Regions from separate parts of the Homo sapiens genome. Here region 2 is linked to region 1. Evidence: chromatin contacts called from ENCODE Hi-C data. All regions are on one chromosome and are shown on one strand. The core of a region is the stretch at or near the end of the contact, and the rest is flanking DNA. Distances in the headings are between cores, read along the strand shown. Region 1 has its middle 180 kb from the start of ADGRA3. Region 2 has its middle 100 kb from the start of MIR573.

Region 1 (6,261 bases), core at 2,457-4,956:
ATAAATATTGAATTCATTTAAATGAAAAGGTAATTTTATCATGTTGGCCAGATGGGAGAAGGTGGAAGAGAAGGAGGGAGGAGGAACAGAGAGAGAGAGTGCTAGATCCTCTGCCCTATACCCAGAAGTCAATAATTATCTAAAATTGAAAAAAATAAGCAGCAACACCCTATTATTTACACAATATGGGATTAAATATCAGAAGAAATGGTTAAAAGTGGTTACCTCTACAGAGTACGGATCAGGAATTGGGATGAATGAACTAAGGGAAAATTCTAGTAGGATGATAATGACTTTTTAAAACAATGTTCATGTTACTTTAAAAGGCAAAACATCAGGTAAATGGGTGCCCTGCCAAATCAGGGACTTAGCACCCAGGGTTATCAACTCTGTTAAGAATCAGGGAGTGCTGGGGGAAGAAAGTATAAATGATGGCCTTGTACAAAGTATCTTGGATTCTTATCAAGGCTGTGGCAGTCAAGTGTCCTTTGCCCCTGCTTCCTTGTTGTTTGCATAAATATTTGTATTCTGAGGCTTCATTCTAGGGTGAGAGCTCATTTTCTGTTTGCACAATTGCCTGGCTCCTCTGGCCAAAGGGTGCTCTGCTTCTGGCAGCTGAAGATCCCAGTAGACAGCTTCTTAAACCATGGCTTTCCCTGCAGGATTTGGATGGGCGGCAGCCACTGCAGCTTATCAAGTAGAAGGTAGGGGACACTCTCTCCCCTTCACTGGGGTGGGAGTGCTTTATTTCTGGTGTGTCCTGTGTACCTGAGGAAGATGGTGGGGTAAGGAGGCAAAAAGAAAAGCAAAGAATTGAACAGACCACAATGTTATCAATGAATTTGTTTCCCTTTTCAAACATGTCAGGGGTGGGGGCTCACATTCTCTTGTCTCTTTAGGCACAAGGAAGGGTGGAGGGATGAAGAGGTGAAAACCAAGCTGTGGCTGGATTTTCAGTCAGTCCAAACTCAGCTGAGACATCAGTTTACATTGGACCAGCTGCTTTTATAATTGATTTTTAGAATCCATTTGCCCCAACTCCTCTACAAAGGAGAATCATTTTTTTCTATTGGCTGGAAGAATATTGGGTCGATTTTTTCAAAGAGCCCTTCATTAATTGGGAAAAGTTCCCTGTTCTATTCTTAGTGAGCGCCAAGCCAAGCCTAATCTTGTATGCCACCATATTTCCTGGGGCAGCTGAGAAGTAAATAGAAGCAAATGGTAAAGAGCACCCAGAGTGCCTGTGGAGCCCAAGTTCTGATCCTCATCCTACCACACACAAGTGTGTGAATTCTTTGTCCTCCTTGAGTCTCAGTTTCTTCATCTGTGAAATAGGAAGATGAGCTTTACTTTTCTAAAACACGTATGTCCCCCCTTCCCCTCCACAAAGGGAGTTAGAGATTGTTAATAGCTACCATGGAGAAAATATTTATTTGGTCAAATAAGTATATGAAACCCTGGATTAAACAAAGCAAAGTGAGTTATTGTGGTAGCTTCCTAGGATTGCCATAATAAAATATCATAAACTGTGGGGCTTAAACAACATAAATTTATCCTCTTACGGTTCTAGAAGCCAGAATTGGCCACTGGAGGATGTAATTAGCCAAGTTAAGATGAGATCATACTGGAGTAGGGCAGATATGCAATCCAATATGACCGGTGTCCTAAAAAGAAGGAAATTTGGACACTGAGAAATTTGGAAATTTGAAAGAAGAAAAATTGGACAAAGAGACAAGGAGAACACCGTGTGTGAGAGAGAGATTGGAATGTTACAGTAAGCTAAGGAGCAATAGTCGCCACTAAAAATTAGAAAGAGGCAAGAGGGATTTTACCTAGAGACTTGGGGGTCCATGAGCCTGCTGACACCTTGATTTTGGAACTCCAGCCTCTAGAACTGTGAGAGAATACATTTCTGTTGTTCAAGGCTTTCATTTTGTGGCACTTTGTTACAGCACCCCTAGAAAACTTATACACCGAGAAAAACAAGTCAATCAATCAATGAAATAATGACTGCTATGGTAAGTGCTATGGTGATAATAGGATGTTGTGGGAAAGGGTCACGTGAAAACCAGTTCTTCAGGATGGGTCATCAAGGAGGATCTTTGTGAACTAGCATCATTCCGTCTAAACTTAAGGTATGAGGAGGAGACTGCCATTTGAATATGGGGAGATCTTTCTAGACAAAGAAACAGGACAAGTTGATCCTGGTACAACCCATGCTGCCTGTGATTCCTAGCTTCAATTGCTATTTCCCCATCCTCTAGAATGGGAAGGAGGAATCTTTACTACACAGTTGTGATAACTGCCATGTAGAAGACATCTCCCACTGGGGGATTATGTATATTATTGCACATATATGATCTGTGATACAAGGCTCTTTTAAAGGAACGTCTGACAGTGTCCTGGTTGGCTGAGATTCCATGCCACCTTTTTCGCTACATGGGATCTTCTTTCATCTTCTTCCAGATAATTTCCACTTTGTTGTAGAGGGTGACTGAATAGGCTGACCCTCTGGGAATAAAAACAAAAGCAATGATCTTTGTTAGTTTCCGTCTCAAAAGAGAGGTCGGAAAAATCCGAGAAAGCATGGTAGAGCACCAGAATGGTGTAAATAGAATCAGATTCTAGAAGCAACATAGCATTGGTGATTATTAAGATGAGCTTTGGGGGAAGACTCTTTAGACTTGGATTCCATCTCTCCTTTTACTAGATTTGTGACTTTGTCCAAATGACTCATCTTCTCTGTGCCTCCTCACCTGTAAGATGGAGATTATTATGGTGTCTCCTGTGTAGCACAGCTATGAGGTTTAAATAAGATAATGTGTGTTAAGTACTTGGCATTTAGTGAGTGCTCGATGCATCATATTCATATCTGGGAGGATCACAAAAGGATTACAAAGAATGATTCACTATGGAACTCTACAGTTAACTTGGCATAAATATGCAGTTATACAAGACAATAGAGTGGGTTTCAACTACTAACTTTGAGTTCCTGCCCACTTAGGACCTGGAGGTAACATTAACTGGCCCATTCTGAGCTCCTCTCTTCACATGATCTCAATACTGTTGCATCTCTTCTGTCTGCTTGGAGCCAGTTTGTCCTATGCTCTTCGGACTTAGGCTTGCTTCTGCCATATTTTGAGGTCTTTATTTGTGGCCTCTAACCTGCTGTTAACTATCTATAGTTTACTAGGTAGGGTACTTGATCCATCATGCTCTGCCAAGAGCCATCAGCCTGCTATCTTTGTCAACTCACAGCATAACTTTTGCATGCTTGCTTGCTTTCCACCCTAGGAGCTCTTCCTGATCCTTTTGTGCTGTGTGTGAATTTTAGCTCAAGCACTTACTAGCAGAGTGACTTTGGGCAAATAATATATTTAAGCCTCAGTTTTCTTATTTGTGAAATTTGAAACATAGTCATACTCTCTCTGTAGATTGGTTCTAGGGACTGAAGAGGTAAGCATATGTAACTGTGGTATAAGAGTGCCCCCATGTAGTGCTCACCAAATACTAATATTAATGCCAATACTATTATTATTTTTCTTTCTCCTGGCTGTATTCTCTTGCACTCTGAGAGAAGGAGAGTTACACTGTCTACTCCATTTAGTGGGAATGGTCATTTCTTGTTTGGACTGCTAGTTAGAATCTATTCCCTCCTTGCTCATGCTTGACTACTTCACCAGCAGTTGCCAGGAGAGTTACTGTTTAACCATTTCTCCCACCATCGACTGGATTACAGTGCAGGAAGTTCACTCGTGGCTTTATCAAATCAGCATGGCTTGGATTTAAAGCCGAGAACAGCCTGTCTCTTTTTGATTTTGATAATCTTTGCAGTTTTGTGCTGCCCTGGCCTTGGAAGGTCTGTAGATGCATTGGAAGTCAGGAGACACTCAGCAGAGCTGAGGACTGAGCCTGAATTGTATTTGTAAAAAAATCTAACACTTTTAAAGATTTGTTATAAAACATTACCACGTATCTCTTTCTACTGTCTCTCTTTCCACTGTATTTCAAAATACAGTTGTCTGTATTGGTATATTTGTTTTCAGATACTCTCTTGAAATCCCTGAAGAATAACTAGCATACTCTCCCTCACCCTCACTGCGAAAATGGAGATATTTTGTCTCCATATAGAAAATACTGTCAGGGTCTTTGCAGGTGGGCCCCACTGAGAGGGGCAGGGACTGGGCCTTATCACCAGGTCTCCTAACACATTGACTACTTGGTTGCGTATTTTGCCGGAATCACGGCCTTTCCTTTGTCCTGTCCTTGTTCAGATCCTTTCTTCCTCTCCTCTGGCTATTTCACTGTTTATGGTCTTATAGAAGAGTTTAATGTTATTACATAAGAGTTGACTGCATGGTGCCTTGAGCCTTTTGGAAGAAAGCACAATACGAATCTAATAAATAAATAATAAATAAATGGTATAAGCAGGAGGAAAATTATGTGTTTTAGGTGAGTTGTAAAGAACCATGTAAAACCTAAAAAATGTATTTGTTAGACTAAGAGGCAGGGAAGAAAGTGCAAAAAATCATCGTACATACAGAAGTGAGTCTCCCGCAATGTTTTTAAGTAGAGAAAAATTCCCATGATTTTTAACCCCTTGTGAAGCTGACTCTGTCCTCTGTGTTTGGCTGGAGGGAACGTGAGGTGCAAAAACATCAGGTAGCTCCGTGGCATTTTGTTTACTTTGATGGTAGGCCACGGAAGAGATATGAAAATGACATTGAGGACCCAATTCTACAGTTCTTATGAGCTTCTAACTCCCGGTGATTTCAGGGAAGGCTCTTAAGGAGCGAACATGCTTTGCAAAATCCCACAAATCCTAAGCAAAGTCTAAACTACTCTGTTAATGCTTCCTAGTGGGATCTGAGTTTGTGGTTTTTAAGGAGCCAAAGTTCTCAGTTTTAGGAATGCCATTGTGAATCCTTGATATTACTCTAATATAACAGTTGATTTTAAGTTTGACTTTGGTTTTATGTCGGCAGAAATTGGGGATTGCCTCAGACTTTGGCCATCTCTATTTGCCATACGTTAAAGGTGGATTCTTGTAGTTAAGACATTTGTGTGTGTGTGTGTGTGTGTGCATGTGTGTGTTCCCTTAAAAAATTGGAAAAAGAACATGGCAGCTGTATTTTTTGGTTATAAGTTGAGTTTATGGTGTTTCTATATAGGCTGTTTTTTCTTTGGTCCTTTTTTTAAAAAAACTCAACTGATTCACACAAACCTAAGCTGGAGACACACTTCATCTACTCGTTGTAAATGTCAGCACAAGCCCCATATTTCTCTAAGACCACTTCCTGATTGCTTTCTTCACTCAACGGATTTTAACTGTGTGTCTTGGTCTCTATTTTCTGCCAAATCCCATGGATTAAACATCGCAGTCTGAGACTTGATCTCTTGGCTGCTCTTGGTACTCTTCAAGAAGAGGAATATCCAGACAGATATGCTCCTTGTCTGGACCACCTAAGAAAGACGGAAGGGAAGCAGACTTAAAGCATGGTCATTTATTTCTTGGTATGTAAGGAAACAGGGAGCAGAGAAGTGGGCATTTACCCATGAAATTTATCATAGCTTAAAAGTTGACATGACAGAAACCATTCTTATTTCTTTCCCCCAGTTTCAAATTTGAAATTCACAAAAATATCAAATATTGCCCTCCTTTTTCATTGTACCATGAAATTAATGATGTAGGCATCATTGGAAGAGTACAGGCTTAGAGAGGGATGATATTCAAATATTAATCAACAAATATACTCGCCATGCTCACCAATCAGATGCCAACTATAAATAGTAGGCATAGACTAGACTGACATTTGGATTGACCGGTCAGAGTGGACGTCAGCCATACACAACTACCAAGGCCACATTTAGATGTATTGATTGAATTTCAACCTTGGGCTTAGGAGGGGGACACATCTAAAATATATTGGACTCTGTTTATAGACTACTAGACAGTTTAATTATTTAACTTCTCTAAGTCTCCAATTTCTCACTTGCAAATTCCTAATGCTGATCTCTCTCTCTTTTTAAAAAATTTCATTGGATGAATGTTGGAGACCTTTTTCTTACATTTTGTGCTTCTTTGGATCTTGATTAATTTCTTCAACTTTTTATTCCAAATGACGATACTTTAACTGTGTTTGGACTTTAGCTGAATTCATTCTATTTTTCAACTCCTCTATTGAATATTTATTTTTGGCACTCATATTTCTAATTTTTAGGAATGAATTATTTAATTGCTTCTGTTTCAGGAGACATATT
Region 2 (6,261 bases), core at 2,475-4,974, 1.7 Mb after region 1:
AAGAAGACCGTTTGAATCTGCAATTCCTTCTTTCCGCTGCTGGCTTCGCAGCTGGAGAGGAGAGGAGAAAGATCTCTTGCCCAACATCAGCCTGAGAAGACCCTGATATTTTAAGCTCTTGAAAAGCAGAAAAGATGACCTTTTCTCAGCATCCCCCAAAGTAATCTTATAAATGATAATGAGAGGCCAGTCACTGAATGCTTGCGATATGCCAGGCCCCAGATTAGATCCTTCCCATATGTTAAATGTCTTTAATCCTTACAACAACCCCTTGAGTCAAGAAATACTACCGGGATTTTGAAAAGGAGATTTTGAGAAGTCAAATGACAAGGCTGGTAAAAAGCAAAAGTGAGACTCGAACCCACGGTTGTCGGTCTCCAAAGCCCATGCTCTGAAACCACCATGAGACACTGTCTCCCAGTAAGCATTTGTTAATTACCATAAAGCACTAAATTAATCAAACACAAGCTACAGGATCCAAACTGGGTTCCTTCTAGCCATCACATGTACTTATTTGTGCTAAATTATGATGATATTATTTATAAACATAGCTTTGAAACATTGCAGATTACAAAGCGATTTCATGTACATTTATCTCATTTAATTTTGCCCAAAAGCCTGGGTACATTTGCTTTTGGGCAGAATTAAATGAGAATGAAATGGAAAGGAATAGTGGGTGCCTAACCAATATCTTTTATTCTCTTCTTTTTCTCCTTCCAGAGCAGTAGCAGTAGAAAATTATGTGTCCAGCCACCTGATAGATAGGGGCAAAGGATGAACTATAATTAGAGTCACCGTACCTCTAGGTTCACCTGGGATAAGCCTGGTTTATGCTCCTTTCACTCTGAACAGCCCCATTTAGATGATAAATTATATGATCACCCTAGTTCAGTGGTCCCCAGTCTCGACAATCCAATTGGATCCCCTGGGGTCATTTAAAAATACTGAGTCCTGACCCCAACCATAGACATTCTGATTTAATTTGTTTGCAGTGAGGCCCAATATAGGTACTTTTTTAAAGCCCCCTTGTGTTTCAAGTATGCAGCTGGTGCTGAGAAGCACTGTGCACCAGCTCTAAGCCAAAGTTGTTAGGTACAACTTCTGGATAATTTGTTTTAAAACTGCTTGAAGAGAGATTATTCAGGAGGAGGGGGTGGCCTTGCACCCTTCTTCCTTCTTGCTGGAATGCTGACATGATGGCTAGAGCACAAGCAGCCATATTGGTCTATGAGGCTGACCTTGATGATGAAAACCATGGCCGGACATGGTGGCTCATGCCTGTAATCCCAACACTTTGGGAGGCCGAGGCAGGTGGATCACTTGAGGCCAGGAGCTCAAGACCAGCCTGGCCAATATGGTGAAACCCCGTCTCTACTAAAAATAGAAAAATTAGCTGAGTGCAGTGGCATGCACCTGTAATCCCAGCTACTTGGGAAGCTGAGGCATGAGAATCACTTGAACTCCAGAGGTAGAGGTTGCAGTGAGCCAAGATCGCACCACTGCACTCCAGCCTGGGTGACAGAGTGAGACTCTGTCAAAAAAAAAAAGGAAAGAAAGAAAGAAAAGAAAAGAAAGCCACACACTAAGGGGCAAAACAGAGAAGAGGAGCTGGGGTCATCGATAGTTGTGGAGCTAGGGACTATCTCCAGACTTTATTTATAAGAAAGAAAAATAAATCATTCCATTTTCAAGCCACCATATCAAATGTCTATTACCAATAGCCACACAGCAATTCTTAAGTAACATAGTAGGCAACCTTATGTTACAAATGAGAGAAGTGGCCCAGGGTAATACCAGTTTATAAGTAGCAGAGGCCAAAGGTTTTGATTCTAGTCTTGTGACCTTTCTTCTAGAGGGGATGGGGCAGAGTATATTTTAAGGACAAGAAAAGGGTTCCCACTTACAAAAGCAGACCTTTCCAGCCAACTCTACTGACCTTCTGAGAAGTTATTTCTGAATCCCATTTGTATGTGTTGCCAGAACACTGAGAAAGAAGAGGGTTTGATAAGTAATGGCAATTACGAATACATATAAAGTTTGTTTTGCTTGAAGAACAGAGAGTTCTTAATTACATATTCAGAGATGTTCGTCGTAATTTTGCTGTATACTGCAAATATTCTGTATTAGTTATAAATTTATGTAAAATGTTTTAAATCTAAAATTATTTATTCACAAATAGTTTTTGGAGAATCTGGTATGGGGATAACACTTATACTAAGGTTGAGGAGTGAGATTGCAGGGATTTGAGAAAGATACAAGCTCCTACCCATGAGGAGATTAAAATGTACAGTGGGACATAAAACATGTACATGAATAGCTACAATGGATGTTTTGTACTGCCAGCAAGGGGTCGTGATTAATTTTTTAAAAATTACCTTGGGCTTAAGGAATCAGGAAAGGCTTCATGGAAGAGGTGGTAATCGTGTTTTAAGACCTTAAAATGCAGATGGATACAGGCAATTCAGGCCCAGGAAGTGATCCAAGAAAGGCTCAGAGCCAGTTACGAGGCAAGTGTGTTAAAGAAGTTTCAAGAAGTCCAGACACACGGAAGCACAATGTCTTATGCTAGAGAACCAGGGTAGATGGGACTAAGAAGGTAGCTTAAGGTCAAATTACAAAGACTCTTGAAGGCCAGGCTAACAGCTTTGTAATCTATTTAGTATACAGTGTGGATCAATCAAAGCAGTGACCTCAAAAGATAAATGTGCCAAGCCTGTGCAAAATGAATTTGCCAGGGAGAAAAGAGAGGCACGGGACCATGTGAGAGGCTACTGCAATAGTCCAGGCAAGAGGTCAGGAGTGCCAGAATTAGGGCATAGGCAGTGGGAATGGGAGAGAAGGGCTGAGGGCCAGAGACAAAGACCTGACTGCACTTGGCAAGATGTGTGAGACTAGGCGAAGGGATCAGGTGACTCAAGACTCTGGCTGTGGAAATGAGAAGCTTTAATTAGAAGTCCTGGGCCCAGGAACGCAAATATCTAACTGTCGATAGGAAGCATGGAACTGGCCCGTGGGAGAGGCATCAGGATTGAAGTTTTAGATTTGGGAGTCATGTGTCTGGAAGTGATAGATGAAGCCATTAAAAACAGGGAAACATGGCTTGGCACAGTGGCTCACGCCTGTAATCCCGGCACTTTTGGAGGCTGAGGCATTTGGATCACCTGAGGTGAGGAGTTTGAGACCAGCCTGGCCAACATGGCCAAACCCCGTCTCTACTAAAAATACAAAAATTAGCCAGGCATGGTGGCGTCTGCCTGTAATCCCAGCTACTCGGGAGGCTGAGGCAGGAGAATCGCTTAAACCAGGAGGCGGAGGTTGCAGTGAGCCGAGATCACACCATTGCACTCCAGCCTAGGCAACAGAGCGAGATTCCATCTCAAAAAAAAAAAAAAGGGAAAGAGTGGAAAAGGAGAAATTTGGGGATAGGAACTCAAGTAACAGTGACAACTGGTAGGAAAGGAAGGAGAGTTGGAAGGGAGTTAGGGAGGAAGTGAAAGAAGAAAGGAAGATCAGAGAAGCAGGGAGGAAACAGAATGTAAAGTTACAGAGGAAAAGGAAGAAAAGAGTTTAAAGAGGGAGTTCTATTAACAGTATTAAAGCAGTCAAATCACCTTCTCCAGTTTGTTTTTCTTAAACTTGACTTTTCTTTTGTAGGGGTAACTCAGTTCTGTTGAGGAACAACTCCCAGCACATGCCAAGAATCCCTTCCTTCCCCTGGGAAGAAATGGCCACAGCCACCAGATAGGTTTTGAAACCTCACTGATGAAGCAGAAAAACAGTTGTCAGTGATTTGAGAGCCCTGAAATCTGGTCCAAGTTCTGCCTAGCAAGTAAATTTCACAACCTCTCTGGGTGTATGTAAATTCCCCTATAAAACAATGGGTCAAGATTAATTGCACAAAGATACACATTGAAGGATGCTTGTTGTAATATTGCTTTATTATAGCAAAAGTCTGGAAACAACCCAAATGTCCAGCAACAAGGTATTGGTTACATAAATTGATATGTTCATCTAGCAGGTCACTTTGCAGCCATTAAAGGTTACAATGTAGAAATAATTTGTCGACACATAAAGATGTATACATTATATTGAGTTCAGAAGCAAATTATAAAACATGATCTTTTTATAACATATATGTATAGAAAAAATTTATAGATGATATAAATTTCTAAAAGGAAAGATGAGTGGTTGCATATTTCATTTTGCTCATCTGTACCTTCTAATTTTTCTCAAATAAAAACTGCAGGTAAAAGTTCAAAAACATACTTTTTAAAGTGAAATGACTTCTATATGGCTATAAGACTAACCCTCCACCATCAGACTATTTATTTTGTTTTTTCTGTAAGAATATTTATTATATATACATAAAAATAATAAGAATATTATTCATTATATGTCATTTTAATTAATAAAAAATTGTGTGGGCTTTTGTGAACTTGGAGCTGCCTTAAAAACCCTTAAATCTAAAGTGAGAAAACCTGAACTCAACAAGTGCAGCCACCATGGGAAGCTTCCTTAACTCCAGAGTTCCAGCTTCTTTGTTTCGTAAAATTCAATGATATTCCCCACCCCATAGAACTTGGCGTCTGAGGTTGAGTGAGCTGAAATAAAGTGTATTCCAGTTCTTCTAAGCAACAGAGGGCCATCCACATCTAAAGCTGTTATTACATTCGCTACATCAAGCGTTAACTAGTGTTCTAATTAAACACCATGGAATCTTCCAGCTCTCTGGCATTTATCTATGGGTAGAACAAATGTATACTGAAGTCCTACATGAGCCAGCCAAGCACTATGGCAGGTCCTGGAGATGCAATGAGAAGCAACACAGACATTCTCTTTGCCTTTATGTTCCATTATCAAGTCATTTTCTAAACACCGAGACACAAGTGTTAGACTCTAACAGACCTAATTCTAATTAGAGCTTTTAAAGGTGTTAGAACCCAGGCCAGGTATGAACCTAGCTACACTATCATTTACTTATGTGCCAAAGAGTTTGATCATACCCATTTCAAAGATCTATTCTAAAGATTAAGTAATTATACAAAAATGCCTGGAACATAGCAGGACCTCTATAAACATAGCTATTACCATTTTCATTATGAATCCCATTGTTTGCTGATTTAATTACCAACATACCCTCCACACATTTCTTTTCAAGTCACTTAACAGCAAATTTAATTTCACCAGACACACCTCAATGTCAGTCAATTCCTCATCTTTCACTATTTAGGAAATATTTTTGCTAATCATCTGCCAGAATTCTTGTTATTTTCAGAGTAACTTGTGTAGCTGTTATTCAGTTTTCACTCTTTGACACTCTTAGTAGATTCTTTGTTGGTTTCTTTTCTTCTCTGGGACAATAGTAAGGTGTCTAGGTTTCAAATACTTAGCTTCTATTCAAAAAGGAAAAAAAATACTTTTGGATAATGATTGTTTCCTTAGTGGTTAAAAACAGAGGGAAAAGAAGCAGGAGAGGGGGCTGGCACAAAGAGAGATGCTATGACACTTAGCATCTTCCAGAATTTTGGTCGTCTCTACTGAGAACATTTCCAGCAGATGAACACCAAAGAAAAAGGCACACAGGTCAGGACGCCATCTGTTGCTCAGTTGGAACAGACCATTCTGCTCAGAAACCACGGAAGTGTGATATTGCCCTTCACTTCCCACTCCCTGACCAACACAATTCCTAACAAATCTTCAAGTGTGTGTGTGTGTGTGTGTGTGTGTGTGTCTTATGCAACAACACAAACCCAGGAAACATCACACCCTAAACAAATAATCCCCTTCCCCTTAGCAGCATCCTAGATACACAAAGTATGCAATAGAATCCAAAGAACCCTACAATCCCGAAAAACACAGAGATGAAAAGGCTGCCCTCTCCCAATTTCAGCCTTGGAGAACTTCCTTAATGCCACAGCCGAACTATGTAATTGTGACCACACTTCCTTATGGCTGCAGTGCCACCTAGCGGCCAGGTGAGCTAGGGGCGCACTCATTCTCAGTCTGAAAAAGCAACTTTTATCTGCTGACTCTTCAATTCTTTCCAGAGAGGAACAGAAGTGGCTGGTGCACATGACGGCCAGAATTAGGAATCATCAGGGTTCTATCACATTCAAACTATTTCCTGATTATAATCACATCCAAATCACCCAGAAGAGACAAAAGAGGATAGAAAAATTCCTGCCAACTTTAGGTTTTCATGTCCAAATGCATCCTCATACAAACTCACAAACTAGCACAAATATTGAGTCTAAATCCAGG

What was found. Hi-C counts contacts between places; a loop is a spot of excess contacts on that map. Pooled maps may share reads with other maps.
Region 2: a map of CD8-positive, alpha-beta T cell shows a loop between it and region 1 (26-fold over the local background). The contact joins two enhancer-like sites. A Hi-C loop is called at or near these places in 2 of 168 maps with a recorded cell type or tissue (CD8-positive, alpha-beta T cell and PC-9), 3 of 37 single-sample maps with no recorded cell type and 9 of 50 pooled maps.

What each region holds. Positions count from the first base shown.
Region 1 is chr4:22,692,370-22,698,630 of GRCh38, forward strand. It overlaps the pseudogene GBA3. Among named protein-coding and RNA genes, the nearest start is that of ADGRA3, 180 kb to the left of the region's middle. Within about 2 kb of position 3,707, at least 2 of the 41 ENCODE cell types and tissues checked have a DNase peak (open chromatin) inside an H3K27ac peak, as active enhancers do.
Region 2 is chr4:24,413,652-24,419,912 of GRCh38, forward strand. It overlaps a transcript of PPARGC1A not described here. Among named protein-coding and RNA genes, the nearest start is that of MIR573, 100 kb to the right of the region's middle. RefSeq lists an enhancer at 1-206. Within about 2 kb of position 3,725, at least 2 of the 41 ENCODE cell types and tissues checked have a DNase peak (open chromatin) inside an H3K27ac peak, as active enhancers do.